Linked DNA regions of Homo sapiens: region 2 is linked to region 1. Evidence: chromatin loops called from intact Hi-C (ENCODE). Cell type or tissue: Calu3. All regions are shown on one strand. Links, peaks and the distances in the headings refer to the core of each region. The heading gives the core; the rest is flanking DNA. Region 1 overlaps LINC02725 (long intergenic non-protein coding RNA 2725). Region 2 has its middle 56 kb from the start of LINC02725.

The links. A loop is a pair of places that touch in the nucleus more often than their neighbours do. Peaks named below come from ENCODE experiments on the same cell type or tissue, not always from the same donor. Only the 100,000 strongest peaks of a DNase experiment are listed, where the experiment ranks them.
Region 2: a loop joins it to region 1, with 2.8 times the contacts of the local background. A loop is called at or near these places in 6 of 110 quality-filtered maps.

What each region holds. Positions count from the first base shown.
Region 1 is chr11:128,130,282-128,141,258 of GRCh38, forward strand. The region is part of intron 2 of LINC02725 (long intergenic non-protein coding RNA 2725); the gene reads left to right. Among named protein-coding and RNA genes, the nearest start is that of LINC02725, 40 kb to the left of the region's middle. In Calu3, for the core only: no CTCF peak of the experiment used is centred there; a DNase peak (open chromatin) is centred at 5,420.
Region 2 is chr11:128,034,200-128,045,176 of GRCh38, forward strand. No RefSeq gene overlaps it. Among named protein-coding and RNA genes, the nearest start is that of LINC02725, 56 kb to the right of the region's middle. In Calu3, for the core only: no CTCF peak of the experiment used is centred there; a DNase peak (open chromatin) is centred at 5,652.

The DNA of each region.
Region 1 (10,977 bases), core at 1,317-9,316:
AACTGTAGAAAACAGCAGGTAGGTGGCAGGATTAAATAAGTCAGTTCTCTCATGCACCTAGCACAAAGCTGTCATCTTATGCCCTTGAGGGTTTGTTTTTTAATTCCCTCTTTTTAAGCTCCTTGAGGGCAGGGACCACTCATGCTGGATTCTCTGTTGCATCCCCAGCATTTAGCATGCTGCTTGGCACATATATACACTCAATACATGTTCCTTGCATAGAAGAAGGAAATCTTGGTATTGTAGCTAATCAACCAGAGTTGTAACCGATGTTTCCCTTATTCTAGCTACTCTTTTGAGACTATTTGTTAGTAGAGGCCCTATGGACAGAGTGCCAACTGCTCCACCAGGCTATAGCAAAGTGGAGCTCCATCTTCTCTTAAGGCCAAAGGAGAGGCCCTAGAAAAGTGTATTTTCATATATTAGCTGCCCTACTCTTCAGACTACAGTGTTACTCTTCTTGCATCTGTTTATAATCACTCATGCCACCATTCCTCACAAGCAAGCAGAGGCTAACTGAACAAAAGGCAGCAGGATGATAGGTGGTGTAAATTTCCCAACTCCTTCTGCTTTTCATTCAGCTAAGCATACTTCAGCCTCTTAAAAACAATGTGATTTCTTGATGTTCTATCGAAATTTGCAGAGCTTCTTTTGAATCACCTCATTATAGCTGCCCCCTTCCACCTTGACTAAAATAGGAAAACAAAACAAAACAAAATAAGAGCTAAAATTCCAGATGGCTTATGTGTTTGAGGCTTTTATTTGTTTTCATTTTGTTGTTGTTGTTATGGTGAGTGAAGACCAATGGAAGTTGTACAAATCCAGTCTCGGGTCTCTACCTTACTGACTTGTTGAGAACCCCACTCTCACCAGAAAAGCAAGGCTGACAGAGTATATGAGCAGGATGAATTCTGGCTCAAAAATCCACAAAATGTCAGTGTCCGAAGGGCATACAAGATTATCTAGTGTATCCTCCGTACTTTAAAAACTGAAACCAAGTGAGGTGAACAATTTGCCCATGGTTTCTTGAGGCTGAACAAAATTTTGCATCCCTTTGATCTAATGCTTCTTCCTTTAATTTAAAGTGGTGTGAATTTTAAGCAAAATAAAATTCCACATGCTTCTGATAGGGTTGCATTCACTGCGTCCAAAAAATCATTTAGTCTGAGGCTGTCAGTGATCAAGCCACCCTCTGAGCCTCTTTACAGGCATTTAAACCTATTGGAAATGTAAAACGGTATTTTTGCCAAAGCAAAGTAAAATCCCCTTGAACTGGGGCTTTTGTAGTGAGAGACAGAGAGAGAGAGAAAGAAACAGAGAGAACTGAAGTGGAAAAAAGCAGAAGACAGATGATAAGAATTTGTATCTAAATATTATCTTTTATTATCTTTTTATAAATTGAAGCTGTGTTTTCTTGCTCCTGTTGTTGTCTGATAAAGTCTGGCATAAGACACTGTGCCTTCCAGGTTAGTCTGAGGACAGGAGGCTTAGAGGTCCCTTTTCCGGAGCCACCAGATCCAGTACAGATAATTGACCATTGCTTCTCTTAGGGAGAGCTCTGTGACCACTTGATCACGGAACTTGCTTGATGTTGACAAAAATGCCCATGGATCTGTTAGGAACTGGGCTCACACAATCATTTATTTTCCCAAGTTCACTTCTGAATCATAACAAACCCTCAGTGGGCTCCAGAGAGACAGAGTTAAATAGTTTCCTCTATTCATCATTCTGGAGCTTAGAAACAATTAGCCCAACTAAACCGTATTTGTTCTATTAGAAATAGAAATGGTGGGTAGCTCTTCGCAAGAGCACACAGAGTCTGAAGCCAATTGACCCTGAAAATCATGCCAAACACAGAGAAAACCTTTCAGAGGGGCTGATCACCCCTCAAAGGTGGGGCCCAGGAAAGGGCCTGTGAATGTCAGGAGATAAAGTGACGCAGACACCAGAGGGCATTACTGGGACACTGTCACCATGCTACCTCCTACCTTCCCACTGCTCAACTCCCTCATCCAATATTGCTCCAAAGGAACAACTGTTGACCATCCCCAGGCTCTTAGCAATGTTTTGGCTTGAGAGACTCATTTGCCAAGTGGTTCGCGGCCTTATGGCAAAGTAATTGGGTTTCTCCCTTTTGATCCACACAGTCCAATAAAGACTATAAATACTTGCTTTTCCCCTTGAAAGCCCCCCCTTCCTGATTTCACCTGGGCACACATTTAAGTTTGGAAAGAGGAGGATGAAGTAGTGATGTGATGTGGGCCTGTAGTCTTGTCAAGGCGAGTGCTCCTTGGAGATGGCTCTGTCGGAAAGAGAATGTGATGGTTCTCGGGGGTAGATGGAAGAACAGGAGGTGTAGTCCTGTGAGAGGGCCCAGGTGACTGTACAGCTACTGCTCTATTTCCAAGGGGGAGAAATCATCACTGGAGAGGCCAGTTCTTGTGCAACTTCAGCCTCCATTTTCAAATGAGGGCACAGGGGATGCCCTCATTTGAAGGCGTTAGGATTAGGGGCAGCTGGAGGAGGTGCTCCAGCCCTCATTTCTTCATTTCCAGACCATTTGTCATTTAATACTTATTCAAGCAGGTTTCTCATTCTGGGCCCTAGGGGCATTTTGAACCAGATAATTCTATTTCATGGGAAGCTGTCCTGTACATTATAGGATGATGTTTAGGGGCATGCCTGGTCTCTACTCAATAGATGTCAGTATCAAATCTCACTTTTTAATGATGTGACAACCAAAAACCAAAAATGTCTCAAGAGATAGCCACATGTCCCCTCGAGAGTAAAATTGCCTGAGAAGAATCAGTGGCCTAAAGGATCCAAATGCATTTTACAGGGCTCACCAATGACCTGCAGTTTGGACCAAAAGCTGCACTCAGAAGATTTAGACCCAAGCCAGTTCTGACCACCACCTGTCATTCCCACTGGAAAGGCACCCCAGAACCCAGGCACAGTTGTGCCAGAGCCCCACTCTAGGCTCCCTTATTCTTTCCCCGTTCCCACACAGATATGGGCTCTTCTGCCTGCCCTTGGAGTCCTCAGCCTAGTTTTAGAAGATCCAGAAAAGGAAACAAATAAAAATAAACAAAGGGGTAGACATGAGCAAGGGAGAAAGCAAAATATTTAAAAGTAAACAGTCTGGGGGTAGTGAAAAAAATGTCTCTCTCTCTTCTCTCTCTCTCTCTCCCTCTCTCTGTCTTTAATAGAGCTCCTGGGCTTTCTCAAGTCAGCCGCTGCCTGAGTCTGGTTTTCATTTGCAGGCCCCCTCAACTTCACTTCTTCTCATAGATAATTTGACTTGATTACTTTCTGAAAGGGCAGACAGAGCTGGAGCAGCTTTGCACTCATTTACTTGTCACTCCTAGCACTGGCTTAATTTGGCTTGAGCTGCACCTCCCCCTCCCAGGAATGATTGTGAGGCTGGGATCCAACTTCCAGTGGAAGGGCTGGGAGGACATGGGCAGTCTGGCCCACTCTGTCCAAATTAGGCAGGCAGGCCCTTGCACGTAGAAAGGCTGACACCCTTTGACAGAAAAGGAATGGTAGCTTAACAAAAGGCTGAAGCGGTCAATTCCCCACCAGAATGAATTTTGACTTTGTCCCTTGATATCAACATCAGCTAGGAATATAAAATAAAACTTGGGGATAGTTAAAAATCAAATTGTTGGCATGGTAAGGACAAGAACGCCTGGGTTGCACTTTTTTTTTCCTATTTCTCATGACACCTGGCACAGCACTGGGCACATAGAGGAGTTCGATAATTTTTTTTTTAATTTATTGTCATATTGTATAGAACCCATTCTAATGAGACTGTGTTATGAGTGGTGTTACATTTTCCCAAAATATTGTTGTATAAACTCAGATTATTAATCTTTTTCATACTGTGGTAAAGTGTTACAGGACCAGATATTTTAAAATAAATGGTCTGTGGCCATGTCTCTGTAATTGTTTTAATTCTACTGTTTCTGAAAGGCTCATTTGAAGATTCTACATTTGTGTGTAGCTTTATGAAAACTATAGCCTTCAATTATTTTTTTTCCTAATTGCTAGTGAGTCTATTTTATAAACTAGGGGTTAGAAATGACAATGTGGTGGGGTTTTTTTGTTGTTGTTTTTGTTTTTAATGCTAGTAAGCTGTTTTTTGTTTTTAATATTATTTTTATTTTCTATTAATGGCTTTTGACAAAGCCTGTCCTCTCCAGCTCTTCACCATCCAGATGTCCCCTATGGCCTTATAAGTAATGCTTCAGATACTTATATTTCTTGCCTGGCTCCTGTTTGAAATAATATCATGGTTTATGCCAAACATACAGTGCTTGGAATATGTAAATCCATATTAAATTGCCATTGCTATTGTTAAAAATGGTCAAGAATCAGGAATTTTATATTGTTCAACCTATAATACACTGTTAATTCTCTGCTATGAGACTAGAAATGAATTCTGCCTAGTTCTTGCTTCATAACTAAAAAGGGGTTCTATTCAAGACTCACAGAGGTGCTTAATAGTTACAGTTCGATTAGGGCTTCAAAGTCTTTAAAAAGACTTTGGTTGTCTGGGATTTTAAATTTGGGCATATGCGTACAAAGGAGTAGAGAAGAGAGGTCTACAGTGTGGGGTTTTGGATCAGAAATAATTTGGTTTGAGCTGCAGTTGAAGCCCACTGTGTCCTTGGGCAAGTGACTAAATCTTCCAAAGCTTCTGTTTCTTCATCTAGAAGTCCATAATAACAATGATATCTGATAATAATAACAAGATTGATCTAATATCCTTTCAGAGAAGAATGTTATGACTAAAGCGCTTAACACAAAGCCTCAAATATAATAAGCATTTGATTGATGGCAACTGTTATTACCACCATCTTAAATAATATCATTATTAGTAGTTGGTTATGAAATAAGACAAGTACAACACATAATGCAAAAAATCTGTCCCCTAAAAACTCCACAGAGAGTAACAAACAATATTCATATTCTTGAAAAAACTTTTTTCTCAAGGACGTATCTTTGTGGTGTGTGAGTATGTACTTGCGTGTCTGTGCATCTAGCTATAAAAAAGTGTGTGTGTTTTATGTTGAGAGTGTGTGGATGGGAGTGGTTTCTTGCATTCACATTTCAGTTTTATATGTTACCTCAATTTGACAACTGAAAAGAACCAGTGAGGTTAAGCATCACAGGGAGAAGAAATCCATGGTTGAGAAATAGGTTGATTTTGTCACATACTGTTGGCTCAAGGTTGTGAAAATTAAGTGTAGGAATGTTGCTTTCTTTTTCCTTCTGGCAAATGAAAAGGCCAAAGCTCAGAATTGTTGGAAATGACAGTCCAATTAATCAGGCTCCATGCTTCAAACTAGGTGCTGAGCCTGTCCATGGTTGTGAAATTTTTAAATGACCCCTTTGTCCTCGGTGGTGCCAAAGTGAAATTCCTTTGGGATCACTTGCTTCTTGGCACCTGGTATCTGACCAACAAGAATGCGAGACAAAAGGTTCTTTCAAAAAAAAGAGACCAAGCTGTGCTTTTGTTTCCTCTGAAAGAAAAAGGTAATTTTACAGAAATACAGCAGGATTATCCAACTACACTATATGCCTCTGGCAGGTATCGCTCTATAAACAACTGAATCCAGTTAGACCTACAAATGTTGACTCCATTTTTTAGAATGCCAACAGAAAAGAAGGATTGTAATATTCTTAGACTTTTAGAATGGAGAGTCGAGATCAAATCTTCTTTTCTTCTACTCCCTGAATTTCTTTTGTCATATGGGGAACAATTTTTTTATTAAATGGAGAACAAAGAGATAAAATTAAATGTCTAAGATAGCACAGGAAGATACAGTTAGAATGAAAACCATGATCTCCTAATTCCCAAGCAAAGTCTTTGCACCCTAATGGACCCCCAACAGTAGAGACCTGTGAACTCTCTTCTTCCAATGCTGGAGAAACAACATTGAAATCAACCTAGAGATATAGCCTGCTTTACAAAGTTAATTTAGGATTTCCAAATACTTCATCTCAATTGCTCCTGACTACATAACTATGAAATAAATTGGACAAGTATCATAGGCATTTTATGCACAAGCAAACAGACTCAGAAATGTTAAGGAACTTGGCCTAAAGTCTCAGGAAGCTGAGTATCCTCTCCAGGTCTCCTAACTCCAAATCGATTTTGTACTAAGATGGGATGGAATTATTTCAAAAGAAACATGACAGAAGAACAGAGATTTTTTTTGTTTGTTTGTTTCTTTCTTTCTTTTTGAGACGGTGTCTCGCTCTGTCACCCAGGCTGGAGTGCAGTGGCGCGATCTCGGCTCACTGCAAGCTCTGCCTCCCGGGTTCACGCTATTCTCCTGCCTCAGCCTCCCGAGTAGCTAGGACTACAGGGGCCCGCCACCACGCCCGGCTAATATTTGTATTTTTAGTAGAGACGGGGTTTCACCGTGTTAGCCAGGATGGTCTCAATCTCCTGACCTCGTGATCTGCCCACCTTGGCCTCCTAAAGTCCTGGGATTACAGGCGTGAACCACCGCACCCGGCCAAGAACAGAGTTGTTAAATAGCTTACCTGAAGTTATACAGCCATCTCAGATTAAATAACTTTTCCCTGGAACATGAGTGATTGATAATGGAGGCCTTTTATTGCCTTTTAAAGAAAATGTCAGCATTGATGGTTGGTAATTTACCAAAGAGGGTAAAATGTGCCTAGCCTGCCACTAACTCGCTCAGTGAATGCTTTTTTGTCACTTATTGTATGCTTGAGAATTTTGCTGGACACTTTATGTACACTTAAAATTTACCTCCTTTGAACTCTATGAGTTAAGTAGGACTAATCCAATTTTTCAGAGGAGGAATTGAGGCTTTGAGAGAACAACAAAGTTTCCAAGTCATATTGCTGAAGAACCAAGGTATGCATCAAGGTAGAGCATGATGAAAGTTATTTGAGGCCTTGTAACTATTTATGGCTTTTTATGACTTGACGCAGGTCCTAGCCTCCATGCTAAGGAAAAGACAATCAATGGATTGGAATTTAAAACCCAAGTCTAACCTATTTTAATGTCTATACCCTTTCCTCTACTGGCCAATTTCTTTGCCATAAAGAGTACTATTGATCTAAAGTTTCTCTTCTGAATAGGAATAACAGGACCATTTCCAGCCCTTTGAAGATCTCTACAGACAATACATTTTCATAAAATAATAGTTATTTTCCTATTGAATCACATTGCCTTATTACTTCTACAATTTTGACTTCATTCATTTAACCTCTCTATAGACTGCACAATTTGCCTTCCCCACACGAATATTATTGTGCTATTCTAATACCTGTGGAAGTTAAAACGACACAGTCATCTATTGAATAGGGAGTTGGATCATTACAGCCCAGTTTAGAAAGTAATTTTCCCAAGACACGCTTTATTTAAAGTCAGGGAAGAAGCCTCCATTATAAATGCTTTCCACTGTAAAGGGTAATGAGTTGCCCGGAAGCTCTGATTAGCTGATTTCCCCTGTGTACTCCCTGCAATGGGCAAATCAGTGCTGACTCAGTCACTGCCTACTTGGCCTCAGTTATATGGCTCTATTTGACTTGTTCTTGGTTCACCACCTTCTTTCCCTAACTCTCTCCAGGGCAGTAGTCGCTCAACTGATTTTCTCACCCCAACAATTATCTTGATAAGTTGAGGCCTGACAGAGAGCCCAGGAAGTGCCCTGTTCCATGCCCAACAAGGACATCTTGGTGGCTCTGCGACAGCTATGTCTTGTGAATTGCATTTGTAGGATGTCGGAAATCTCTGCTATGTCTCTAGAAACATAAGCAAATAATCATTCCAAATAGACATAGGGCTAAATTTACTGAAGTGTATGCTTGGAAATACTAGCTCTTTCTGTGGTCACCTTTTGTGGTCATTATTTGACAAACAGTCCTCAGCAGGTACACAGAAAGCACTCTACTTCCTATCGCAGAGATTAGCACTGAATATTAACATAAATGATGGGAGAAATTCTATAGTAAAGAAATTCATGGCCGGGCGTGGTGGCTCACGCCTGTAATCCCAGCACTTTGGGAGGCCGAGGTGGGTGGATCACAAGGTCAGGAGATTGAGACCATCCTGGCTAACACAGTGAAACCCCGTCTCTACTAAAAATACAAAATAGCCGGGCGTGGTGGTGGATGCCTGTAGTCCCAGCTACTTGGGAGGCTGAGGCAGGAGAATGGCTTGAACCCCGGAGGCGGAGCTTGCAGTGAGCCGAGATCGCGCCACTGCACTCCAGTCTGGGCGACAGAGCGAGACTCCGTCTCAAAAAAAAAAAAAAAAAAATTCATCTGGTTTTATTCAACGCAGTCATTACTAAAGTTACTTGACCATGGAACTGGGATTTTCAGTGAACACTAATAAACACCTTCTAGCACTACTTGTTCATGGAATGTACTTTCCGAAATTCTAGATGAGGGAAATTTTTGTTTTACCTAAGAGCTCTTTCTGTTCCCAAATTGTAAGAATGTTAATTAAACTGAAAGTGGTTCATTTAATGAAAGTGGAGCTAAAATAATTAGGGTCTCAACTTAAAATTTTTTCAATTTCCATGCCTTCAGTAAAGAGAGCTCTCAAAATTGGCTACAGCCCCTTTGGGTAAGTTTTGGGAAAACTGCTACCCTCTAAATTGGAGAGGCAAGTGAATATGGATAATCACAGCTTACCAGAGCAGCAGCCCAGAAGTCTACCTCTGAATCCAGTATCATGGTGGGAGAACTTAAATGCTAATTAGTAAATTTTTGGAGGCTCAGAGTAGATAAGCTTGAGAGTTAAAAAATCCAGTGGGGGAAGTTATTCTTAAGACAATCTCTACATTTTCATGTGTTTTTCCCCCAGGTGCCTTACCCAGGTTGTTAGGATGAAGATCAAAGAAATATTATCTTATGCTTCCTTTAGGGGGAGGAAAAGAGCGATCATTTTTGAAATATGCCCAGAGTATTATGTTCTCTTTAACAAAAGCCAACTCTCAAAGGAAACTATTTTACCAGAGCCTAACCACTTTGGGTCTTACAGAGCCTAATTAACCTTGGGGAAGTGCAATATCTAACAACAGCCTGTTTCAGCCTTCTATGTGTGGCAATTTGAAACACTCAACTCCATTTCTATCTAGCCTTTCTATGTCACTGAAAGAGGAGAGGGAATTGAGACACACTTGTAAAGGTTACAGCCCAGGGGTACAGGCTCACTAAAAGATAAAGAACTAATCATAGGACTATAGAAAACCTCTCCAACATCTACCACCACTTCAATACAGCATCCATATAGTAAAGCATTACAACTAAAAAATTGTAAGTCTCAGAATTTATTTAAGAAGTCTCTAGGGAAACCCAAAAACAACAAAGAAGAAACAAATAAGGATACCTCAGGAAAATTTAACCCCTGACACCAACAACTATAGTAAACAATAGGCACACACTAACTCCTAGCCACAAAAACATAAAATCTCACAATAGAGGCTGATTTGCCTTAGTTCCTTTTACTTAATAAATCATGTCTAGCATTCAATAAGAAATTGCAAGGCATGTTGAAAGGCAAAAAAAAACTCAAGAGATCAAGGAAGTCTCAGAACCAGATACAGATATGGCAGAGAGTTTGGAATAATAAAACCACAAATTTAAAATAACTATGAATAATATGCTAATATGCTAAAGGACTTACTAAAAAAAGTGTACAAAAGGCAAGAACAGATGAGTTATATAAAAACAAAATGGAAAGTTTAATAAATAATCAAAAGGAAAGCTAGAAATAGACTGAGCCAAGATGGCCAAATAGGAACAGCTCCGGTCTACAGCTCCCAGCGTGAGCGATGCAGAAGACGGGTGATTTCTGCATTTCCATCTGAGGTACCGGGTTCATCTCACTAGGGAGTGCCAGACAGTGGGCACAGGACAGTGGGTGCAGCGCACCGTGTGCGAGCCGAAGCAGGGCAAGGCATTGCCTCACTCGGGAAGCACAAGGGGTCAGGGAGTTCCCTTTCCTAGTCAAAGAAAGGGGTGACAGATGGCACCTGGAAAATCGGGTCACTCCCACCCTAATACTGTGCTTTTCCGATGGGCTTAAAAAATGGCGCACCAGGAGATTATATCCTGCACCTGGCTCGGAGGGTCCTATGCCCATGGAGTCTCGCTGACTGCTAGCACAGCAGTCTGAGATCAAACTGCAAGGTGGCAGCAAGGCTGGGGGAGGGGCGCCTAACATTGCCCAGGCTTGCTTAGGTAAACAAAGCAGCCAGGAAGCTCAAACTGGGTGGAGCCCACCACAGCTCAAGGAGGCCTGCCTGCCTCTGTAGGCTCCACCTCTGGGGACAGGGCACAGACAAACAGAAAGACAGCAGTAACCTCTGCAGACTTAAATGTCCCTGTCTGACAGCTTTGAAGAGAGCAGTGGTTCTCCCAGCATGCAGCTGGAGATCTGAGAACAGGCAGACTGCCTCCTCAAGTGGGTCCCTGACCCCTGACCCCTGACCCCCGAGCAGCCTAACTGGGAGGCACCACCCAGTAGGGGCAGACTGACACCTCACACGGCCGGGTACTCCTCTGAGACAAAACTTCCAGAGGAACGATCAGACAGCAGCATTCACGGTTCACGAAAATCCGCTGTTCTGCAGCCACCACTGCTGATACCCAAGCAAACAGGGTCTGGAGTGGACCTCTAGCAAACTCCAACAGACCTGCAGCTGAGGGTCCTGTCTGTTAGAAGGAAAACTAACAAACAGAAAGGACATCCACACCAAAAACGCATCTGTACATCACCATCATCAAAGACCAAAAGTAGATAAAACCACAAAGATGGGGAAAAAACAGAGCAGAAAAACTGGAAAGTCTAAAAACCAGAGCGCCTCTCCTCCTCCAAAGGAATGCAGTTCCTCACCAGCAACGGAACAAAGCTGGACGGAGAGTGACTTTGATGAGTTGAGAGAAGAAGGCTTCAGACGATCAAACTACTCCGAGCTA
Region 2 (10,977 bases), core at 1,894-9,893, 96 kb before region 1:
TTCTTTGTTTTTTAATGCCATTGAATAACAACTTGAATAATACTTTTTAAAAGGATTTGAATAATACTGCTCACCTTGTTTAAAAAAGTATAATGTTCCCCATTTTGAGTTTATCTGACACTTTCTTGTAAACATGTTCAGATTGTGCATTTTCACCCCACATACCTCATAGACGATATTGAGTACTTTTCAAAGTACCTGGAGACATATTAGATCAACTGTCCCTCACTGATGATATTAATTTTGATCACCTGCCTGAGGTGCTTGATTTCACCACTGTGGAATCACTGCTTTTTTCCCCTCTTGCAACAATAAGCAATCTGTAAGGAGATATTTAAAATCACGAGGATGTCTTGCTCTTCTTTAAAACATCCCCCAAATCTAGCACCCATTGTCTGTTCATTTCTGACCCAGTCTTTATCATAAAGTTTGCACATAATGGTTTTCTGTCCTCAGCTTTCCCTCCATATTTACTAGGCAGCACCCAGCATTCTACTGCAATCAAGAGTCCTCCTGCTACCCTTTATTTATCTATTTATTAGCTGTATGGACTTAGACATTCCTAGGTTTTCAAAGGTTTATCGTTAACTACTGAATTTAATAATTATGATGCTCAAAATGTCTCAGATTTGGCCAATGGGATTCCTTCTGGGCTGGCTCTTGTGTCTCTGCGACATGCCCCCATTATGTTTTTAAGCACTTCCTTAACTTCCGGCACAACACGATATTCCTGGCACATCTTGTTCCTACTTTCTCTGCCATCACCCCGAGGATTCTTGTTTCCTTTTCATACAGAGACAGATTTGAACACTAAGCACCCTCATTGCTCCTAGGCTGTCTCTCCTTCTCGGCCCTCTCAATGGACAGTGTTGGGAATAATTGCATATGCACCTGCACATGCAGGGACAGTGCTACAGAAGTGTCTACACACATACACGCCATGTGCATTCCTACACACACACTTCTGTATGCACACGGGAGCAGGCACACATACATACACAGGGTTTAGACAGCATGGTTGACCACTTGTGATGGTGAATATTGAATGTCAACTTGATTGGATTGAAGGGTGCAAAGTACTGTTTCTAGGTGTGTCTGTGAGGGTGCTGCCACAGGAGATGAGCATTTGAGTCAGTGCACTGGGAGAGGCAGACCCACTGTCAATCTTGGTGGGCACCATCTAATCAGCTGCCAGCACAGCTAGTATAAAGCAGGCAGAAGAATGTGAAAAAATTAGACTGGCTTAGCCTCCCAGCCTACATCTTTCTCCCGTGCTGGATGCTTCCTGCCCTCAAACATCGAACTCCAAGTTCAGCTTTGAGACTCTGACTGGTGTCCTTGCTCCACAGCTTGCAGACAGCCTACTGTGGGACCTCACCTTGTGATCGTGTGAGTTAATACTCCTTAATGAACTCCCCTTTATGTATACATCTATCCTGTAAATTCTGTCCCTCTAGAGAACCCTGACTAATATACCACTCATACCTCTAATTTCCATTCATCTCTATATGATCTTTTTCTTCTCCTTGGGATAGAAGTGCACTACACTTTAATTTAAACCTTAAAACAAAGATTGCCCCCCCACCCGCCTGCCACCACCACACAATAAAACCAGAGGATGTGTGGCCGATTTGGCAACAAATAATAGATTTACGGTAGCAGAAACATAAAGTCACAGAGCAGGTTAAAACTGGAGAAAAGCAAATAAAAACAGCATTATAAATATCTTTCCAATGACTTATGCACTCATTTCAAAAAACATTTTTTCGGAATCAACTGTGTCAAGCACTATTTTAGGTATTGAGATATATCGGTGAACAGTTTAAAAGTCTGTCACTTTAAGGAACAGATATTCAAGAGATGTGAGACACACAGCATAACATTAGTACAAAAGATATAATAGGTGCTCATTTTGAAAATGCTACATGAAAGATCAAAGCAAAAAAAGGGGCATAGAGGTACCTCAATGGGCGTATTTCCTTATATAGAGGGTTTGGGGTGCAGACCTTTGTGATAAACTGATATGTGACCGGAGACCTAGAGGATGTGAAAGAGCAGCCGTGAAGATCTCTGCCTGAGGCTTCCAGGCAAAGGGTGGGTCAAGTGCGTCCTAGAAGGCTGTGATGGGGGACAGTGAGGGGCTGCTGTGGCTGGAGCCCAGTGACTGGGCAGTGTTAGGAGGAGTTGCAGGAGGCAGTGCAGGGTCGGATCCTACAGTGCTTTTCACACCTGTAAGAATTTGGCATCAGTGCAAGATGGGAAGCCACGGGAAGATTTTGAGCAGAGACATGCCATTGTCTGACCTGAGTTTCACCATAGTCACTCCAGCCATTCTGCAGAGGATACACTCACATGGACAAAGGGAAACAGGTCAGTCCAAACAGGGGGCAAGTAGTAGAAACCAGAGATGAACTTGAGACTCTCGCAGTCATTCAGAGATGACGTGGTCTGTACTGAGGTTATGGCAAATGTGTGCACTGTCTGTGTAGAGACAGATGTCCAGTCAGCAAGCATTATTGCATGTCACTATGTGCCAGGGAATGTGATGACTTCTGGGGAATACAAAGATGAGTGAGACACAATCACAGCCCTCACAGAGCTCACAGTCTTTGGAGAATGTGGTGGGCAAGGCAGACATGCAGGAGTAGGATGAGAGTGTAACCTGATAGGCCCTGAGGCAAGTCAGGAGCAGGCTGAGCCACAGGCTCACGTGTCCAGTGCTCCATATCCGTGGATCCCTGGACTCAGAGACAGCTTCAGACAGGACATGATTTCTCTTGAAATAGAAAGGAATCAGGAGCAAAGAAAGAGATTCTGGGGCTCTTGAGTGATAGAGAGAACATCCTTGGCTCTTGAATTTCCAGTTCCAGTCACAGCCCTCATTATGGCTTGCTGAGTCTGTCATTCCCTTGGGTGCCCATGGAATTGTCTGCCATGGTTTTACAACAAGCTCCCCTTACCTCATCTGCCTTGAGAAAGTTTCTGTACCTTGTAGCCAATGACTCTGGTCTGTGACATAGAGAAGATACGAATGCAGAATCAACAGCCTGATGCTGGCCAGGGCATATGCAGGGTTAGCATGGGGTGAAGGCAGGGCTGGTGTCCAGATTTCTGGCCCAGGTGTGACAGCAACATCATTTGTCAGAAGAAATAGGAAGAAGCTACCGAGTGTGTTCTCAGGTGTAATAAGTTTGAGAAGCCTCCAGGGTGCAGATGGCACACCTCGAGCTAAGGGGCCCTGGGTGTGGGAATGAGTTCTGGAAGGCTCCAGTAAGCATTGCCAGTGAAGCTGGGGGACCTGCAGGTAGAGGAAAAGTCAAGCGTGGAACTCCAAAGAATGTCTCGGTTGCACGCAAAAGAAGAGAAGTCAGGAACAAAGAACAGCCAGGAATGAACTAAGACAAACGAGAGAAGGAATCCAATAGACACCATGAGAGGAAAGCATTTCCAGGAGGAAAAAAATTCCAATTCCCCTTCCTTCTTTCCTTCCTTCCTTCCTTCCTTCCTTCCTTCCTTCCTTCCTTCCTTCCTTCCTTCCTTCCTTCCTTCTTTTCTTCCTTCCTTCCTTCCTTCTTTTCTTCCTTTTTGGGACGGAGTCTCGCTCTGTCGCCCATGCTGGGGTACGGTGGCACAATCTCGGCTCACTGCAGCCTCCATCTCGGGTTAAAGCAATTCTTTTGCCTCAGCCCCCCGAGTAGCTGGAATCACAGGTGCAGGCCACCACACCCAGCTAATTTTTTTGTATTTTTAGCAGAGAGGGGGTTTTACTATGTTGGCCAGCCTGGGAGCTCCTGACCTCAAGTGATCCACCCGCTTCGGCCTCCCAAAGTGCTGGGATTACAGGAGTGAGGCACAGTGCCCAGCCCAATTCCTTATACTTTAAATGACTCATTTGCCATAGCCCTTTTATTTCATATATTTGTGCAGCGGTCTTAACTCCCCCCCTAAGCTCTTGCATAGGGGCGGGGACCGCGGGCTCTCTCTGAATAGCAGCCTGAGCTGAATGAGGTTCACGGGGTGGCGAGCCAGCAGAGGGGCTCTGTGGAAGGAAAGATCCCGAATGCCCCTCTCATTCTGTGCATCCTCAGATGTTATTTTACTGACTGGAATTTTTTAACGGCTAAAACCAGGACAAAATATGCTTAACAATTCAATACATTTTCTTACAAATAAAAGGAGTAAAATAAATGTATATTCTCCTGCAGAGCTGATCTGGAAGCGTCCTCACACACCCCTTTGCCACCTGGTGGCATCCCCGTTTCTCTTGGATTCCTGAGATGTCCACTGATGTTGTTGTCAGAAAGCATTGAACTCTTCCCTCCCACGATGCAGCGTGTCTGGCTGCCTCGGATATTCACATACCAGTCCAGCTGCCCAGCTCTTTACCCTCTGATTCTTCCCTCCTCCTTCTTCCAAGTCAGAGAGGGACACTGGCTTGTTATCTTTGGGCCCGCAGGTAACGTTTCTACATCGTTCCGGGCCTCACTATTTTTCCCATGTATAGATTAAGGAGATTGTTGTGCTCATCTTTAAATACCCACCTCAAATATTTTCTCTTCCCTTAGCCTATTCCATCTTCCCTATGGGTCTGCCCCGAGAGCTGCTTCTGTGTTCCCAGCGCAACTGAGTATGGTGGCTGTCTCAGCCCTTACCACAGGGCACTGTGAGAGATTGCTGGCCTGTGTCCTCTCTCGATCAGTGAGCTCCTTGGATTCAGTAACCACGTCTTACATGTCTTTAAATCCCAATGATCTGGTTAAATGCCTGATGTCCAGATGCTGTTCCAGAAATGTCAACGCACTGGACCGACATTGGTCCAAGAGGTCACGAATGTACCTTCTTATCCTAAGTGCCCTGCTTTTCCTAATTCTTAATGCAAAGTCAGCTATGTGTCTCTCTATTTATTTTTTTATTGTATGAACAGCGTAAAATGTCATGGAAATTTTGTTCTGCATCTTATCTTATTCATCTTGGTTCACTTCCTTTTATTACACAAAACTTTCATGGTCATGTGGTAAGATATTACTCCACTCTTACAGAGGGTTAGCATTAAAGAAATAAGCAAAGGAAATGTCAAAGGTATTCTGGGAATTTAACTCAAATTATTGTCCTTCCTCATGTTGACCCCTAGGGTGAGCAAGGACTGTAAAATACAAAACAATGAATAAACAAATACCAAGGCCACATCCGTGGTATACAGTGGAAAGTGTGGTGTATATGACCTGTGTGTGGTGTATATATGTGGTGTATAAGAAGGTGTAGTGTATGTGGCTTGTGTGTAGAGGACTTTCAATATCTCTGACTGTTCTGCTCAGGGATACCCTTTATAGCCAATTCCAAGTGCATATAGAGCTTCAAAATCCCCAGGCAATACCACCCGTGTTAAATATCCTCTGACCAAGGGAGAGTATAGGCTCTGTGTGTAAGCTTGGAGTGGCTCGCCAAGATCATCTGTGTACAATCGTGTCATTTTTCATAAACTTTTTCTGAGTCCTGAGGAAGAAACAGCCTTGTGGCCACCATCCATCATTTCTAAAGCTAGCAGCAAAGCCATCCTTGGCAAGACTCCTGCTCTCTAAGCCAAACCACCAACAGCTACTCTTTCACACAAGACTTCCTGGCCTAACCTACACTCTGCTAACCACACAGGCGACGCCCTTCATGACTGTGTTGCAAGGCAGTCATCGCCAGGGTGCAGGCAGCTGGGGACAGAAGGCATATGAAACCAATTTCAATGTGTGGGCAGTAATTTGTAGAGCTTTTGTGGAGTGTGAATTGTGACAGAGGGTAGGGATGGGCTTAACACGGGTCAAAAATGGATGGTCTTTGTAAGAACAAGTTGGGGAAATGCGTGAGGATTTTATGGGGTAATTTTTATGTAATACTTTATTATCCTTTTCACACATATATTAGAAATTGTTGAAGCCATCCCTTCGCCCTCCATATTTGCATAGCATTTTATGTATTTTATATTATTTATTACGATCTTTCATGAATTAGTAATGTATATGCCAGTTTTCCCTGGTAGACCTAGTAGGAGAGGCATTACCATTCATCTATTTGTATCACTTCCACAGTGTCTGGAATAGTGACTGATTTTTGAGTGCCTTTTTAACATGAGTGACATTTTCCATGCTTAATTGATATATGTTTAACTTACTTAATTTCATTATTAAAATAAAGGTAAAGCACAAAACAAAGCGACACTTATTATAAGAAGTCGATGAGCAAAAGTAATCAATTCCAGAGGTTTTGAAGAATACATTCTGACTCTTGGTGATCATTTGTGTGTCATTTGATGAACATGTTTTGGATGACAGTTGAGATTTTTATGTCATTCAGTTTAATTAGCACTTCCATGTAGACTTTCATTTTAATAAATGTCAATCTTTTTTTTCTAAAATATTAACAGTACAAGGAAAGAAAGAGACAAAAGTAATAAAACCACAAATAGGACGACCGAGCTGGAGCTCAGCCATCTAACAGATGTTCCCATGCCAGCATCAACCTGGCTTCTCTCACAGCCAGATCGAAATCAGTCTTTACTTTCCACATGGACAGGAAGGTAAATATTCAGATAATGTGCAGAAGAAAGATTTAGCTGTGATATGATTTGAGGCTCAGGGAGCCTGGAAACAACTGATTATTGAAGCAGAGAGTGTTGAAATAACATGTTGTTTTAAAATTCTTCAGTGGGAGACTAATATTTCAACACATTTGAATGACTTCCTTGCAGCAAAATGCTTAGGCTTAAAACATGAAGCTGGATAAGTAACAGGAGCTTCCAAGAGAAAAATCACTCAACTTATATATACTCCATGGCCAAGAAATTCAGGGTCCGTAGTTAGACACGTTCCCAGCAAGCCCACCTCATGTTGTCTGTTCTCAAGAGGGATGACTTTGGGTTGGACCTACTTTTCAAATAAAACTGTTAGGTTAGTGAGAGACAAATTTCAGATTCCTAGTTTCTCATGATGCAATGACTGAGGAAATTAATGTTTAAATGACAAAATTTGATTTTCTGACAATTAGGGAAATAAAGATAAATACTTCTATCCAACCCCTACACAAATCCATACATTGATTGTACAGTGATTTAGTGAGAGCCTACATGAAATAAGTCTTGTGGCTAGAGTTTCATCTACTGAATTTAAGTGATGAATCAGTTGCATAAAATTAGAAATCCTCTAATTTGAGTAGAGAGAATATGATCTTCATTTTTATAATGAAATTGCTCGGTGGGGGGAACTACACTTATTAGATCAATGCCCATAACCAGAATGTTGGTTTTTTCCCAACATTTATTAATTCTTTACTTACTGTAAGACATATTATTATTTTGGCTTTTGTTTGCACGACCTTTTGTTTCTTTTAAAATTATTTTTTAATGTATTGTTAATATTATTTTTGATTGACAAAACATAAATATATACATTTATAGAGTACAATGTGATATTTGGATATACGTACACAATGTGGAATGTTTTGTTTCTGATTCTTCAATAGAAATAAAATGATAATAATTATTATTATAAAAGCACATGAAAGAATGGAAATTCCAATAGGCAATCTAGACTTCTAGACTGGAGAGGACTTTATGAATATCCCTAGGTCTCTCATGAATAATCAAGGTCTGTTGTATAAGGATTTGTGAGAAAACAAGACTATAAACAATGTGTTCTTGGGTCTTTACATTTGTACATAAAAAAGTCTTTCCATGAAGTAAGTATGATTATTTATTCTTCATGATGTCTATTAGAAGTGAAGGTAAATGTGAAAGTGGGTCTCTTTTTTTAAATGGTGATGAGAAGCCGGGACCCAGGAATACCAGAATCTTGCCCTCCAAACCATCTACCTTCCCAGCCCCCAATAGGATTCCCAAATGATCCCTGTGAAAGGATCAGTAGACAATTAACAAATAAAGTAGCATTTTATTGCAAGCTAGGTGAAGACCCAAGCCTAAAAACAGGGCTCTCTGAAATAGCTGGCTTGGCATATCTTGGCTTGAGCTAATGTCCAAATTGGGCTAAGGCTGGCATCCACCCACTCCAAAGCCCACACCTAAACTTTAGATCTCACTCCTATGATCAGCTTCATGATCAGGAAAGAAACCAAAGGATGTGGCACACAAATCAGTGGAGTAAATATTTGCATATGGTTAGAGAGAGAGTGAGAGGACACCACGGCTGCCCTAAATAATCAAGCCCAGGGGAGATGAAAGAGATAGCATGCCTGCCACATGCATGATTAATGGGCCCTGTCAGTGCTCACAGTCCAGCCCGACCAGCAACCCCACACCCCCACCACTTTTGGTGAGGGGAGCCAGGGTGGGATGGACAGAAAGGCAGGCAGTCCTCCCCATTTCCACAGCGGGGGTAGAGCAGAATGAGCCAGGACCTGGGCTTGCACTGATGGAAGCAGGCAACAAAGAAAAAAAAATAGTTACAACCTTTGGTGACCTTCTCTTCATGGCTCATGATCTGAGGACTGAGAACTAATGTTTCAAATCCATAGGTCACATTCCTGCCTGCTTCTGTCCACTCCTGCCCTAATACCTCATGCAAAGATATTCAAGGGCTACTTTTATGCTCAAAGGAAACAACAGCTCTCTCTTTTCCCCCAAGTTCTGTTCCTGCTCCAAACTCCCCCTTGATAAATAGGGAAAGACATAGTAAAAATGTTTTTTAATTTTTAATTTCTAAATAGTTTTAATGTTATATCAGTAACAACTGTAAATGATTTCTAAAGTCAAATAATTCTAAAAGTCTTAAAGTGAAAGAGTATCCTGTTCCACCCCATCCCATTCCTCAGGCATTTTATTCCACAGGTAACTCTTCTTAATTTTTCTGGTTATTTCACATGATCTTAGCTTTCATATGTCTAAATAGTATGTTTATTTTGCTAGACTTATATATATATATCTGTTATATTTACGTATATGTATATGTGTGTGTATGTGTGTGTGTATATATATATATGCCTAGCAAAAGGAAGGAATGTCAATGAAACCACAAATAGGAAGATCAAATTGGATCTCACCCATCTAAGAGAATGGATACACACACACACATACACACACACAGACATATATATATATGTATATATTTCATGTGTCTCTATGTGTGTGTATATCAATCTATCTAAGTTTTACACATTATATACTTATAACCTACAATTGGAGATGAGGATTAGCTTTTCTACACCCACTACCATCCCAGATTCACCTACTCCCAGCTTCCTAACATAGTTATATCACAGCTTTTAGTAAAATCGATAGTTCACATTCTTATGAGTATCCAAATATTGTTCACTATTCTACTTCCATCTTTCCTATAAGCCCTCTGATGCTGTTGTTGCTCTTCTTTTTGGAGTTATTTCCTCAATTTTTCATTTACCTAGTTTTCCATAAAGTAACTGATATTTTTTCAAGAATTCTAATCTCTGCCATAGGCCCAAAAGCATTATTTTTCATATACTCAGATTTGCCCTCTGTTCTAATTTGTACTATTTTCTGTGAAGGTCTTCTTTCCAGGTATAAACCTGAATATTTCTTTTGATGCTCACTTACATTAGTTATTCTTTTTGCTAGATGTAAAATTTTCCTCTTGATCTCTTTTTTCTTTAATTTTTTGTTCAAAAACATATTATAATATCATCCTGAAATAAGGTGGTAATAAGTTAGTTTTTCAGCTCCAATATATCAGAAATATTTTATCATCACATCTGATAGTGTATCTGGGTATAAAATTTGATGCTAAGAGTCTTTTCAGTCAGAATTTTAAAACTGAAGCTCCCTTGCCTTCTAACTGCCAATCTTATTGCTTAAAATACTGTTGCTGAACTAATTCCCAAGACTTTGAGAGGTAATAATCTGGAGTGGTTAAGAATGAAACCAGCTGGGTTCATATCCCTATTTAACCTACCGATTTAGCCAAGTGACATTTGACAAGTTATGTAAACTCCCTGTGTATCTCTTCCCTTCTCTGTAAAATAGGGTGTGATAAAATTCTATTCAGAATTAGTCTTTGTCTTGGTTATTATTATCTTTTGATGATTTTAATTTAGAAGGAGGAGAAAATGTTTTGGGTAAAATTCACCTTTGTGGGACCTAATTTTTTTATGGATGAACATAAGTTTCAGCTAATGATCCATAACAGAGATTTGCAGTAAAACACAGCATGTAATACTAAGCACATCCTACACACACAAATACAAACCCACTAAGTTATGGTATGTCAATTTTTGGAAAAATAACATGTATTATGATACTATTCAATTTGCAGTCTGTAAGTTGTAATTTTATTGTGAATAGTAAAAAAAAAAAATAGTTCACCAATAGTCTTTCTCTCTGAGGAGATGCTTTCCAACTTTAAGCTCCACAGTCACACAAAGTTAGAGGGAGATTATAAGTGACGCATATTGCAGCTGAAGATGGTTAGAACTCTTAGAAACAGAAGTGGTGGAGAGGAATATTCTCCTGGGGGAAAATATTCCTTTCTTGAGAAAATAATAAATAAATATGGTGTAAACAGATAAACTTAAATAGAGAAACAAAATTAAACTTTCTATTTTGTTCAATGATAGGTTTTCTCACTCTTTAAAAGGTGAAAGTGGACTACAAACCTGCAGAGGAGATTCACTATGCCCTTCTTTATCCCAATTTGACCACATATCTCCCTGACTTTTGATTTTACATTAATAGGCTCTGGAAGATTTAAACAAGCTTGGGAAAGTCTGCATTTATATTTCATTCCCAACCAGTTAGTTATCAGATCTAGCTATATGGATCTGCACTTACATTTTGGAGATTCCACATAGAAAGGAGAAAATCCATGTAGACATGGAGAATGGACACATTAATTAATTGAAAAGGGGAACATGAGGAAGGGCAATGATACAAATTTCATTAGTTCAGGTTCACTAAGAAGCAGATTCCAAATTGAGATTAGATGTGTGAGACATTTATTGACGGAGGGA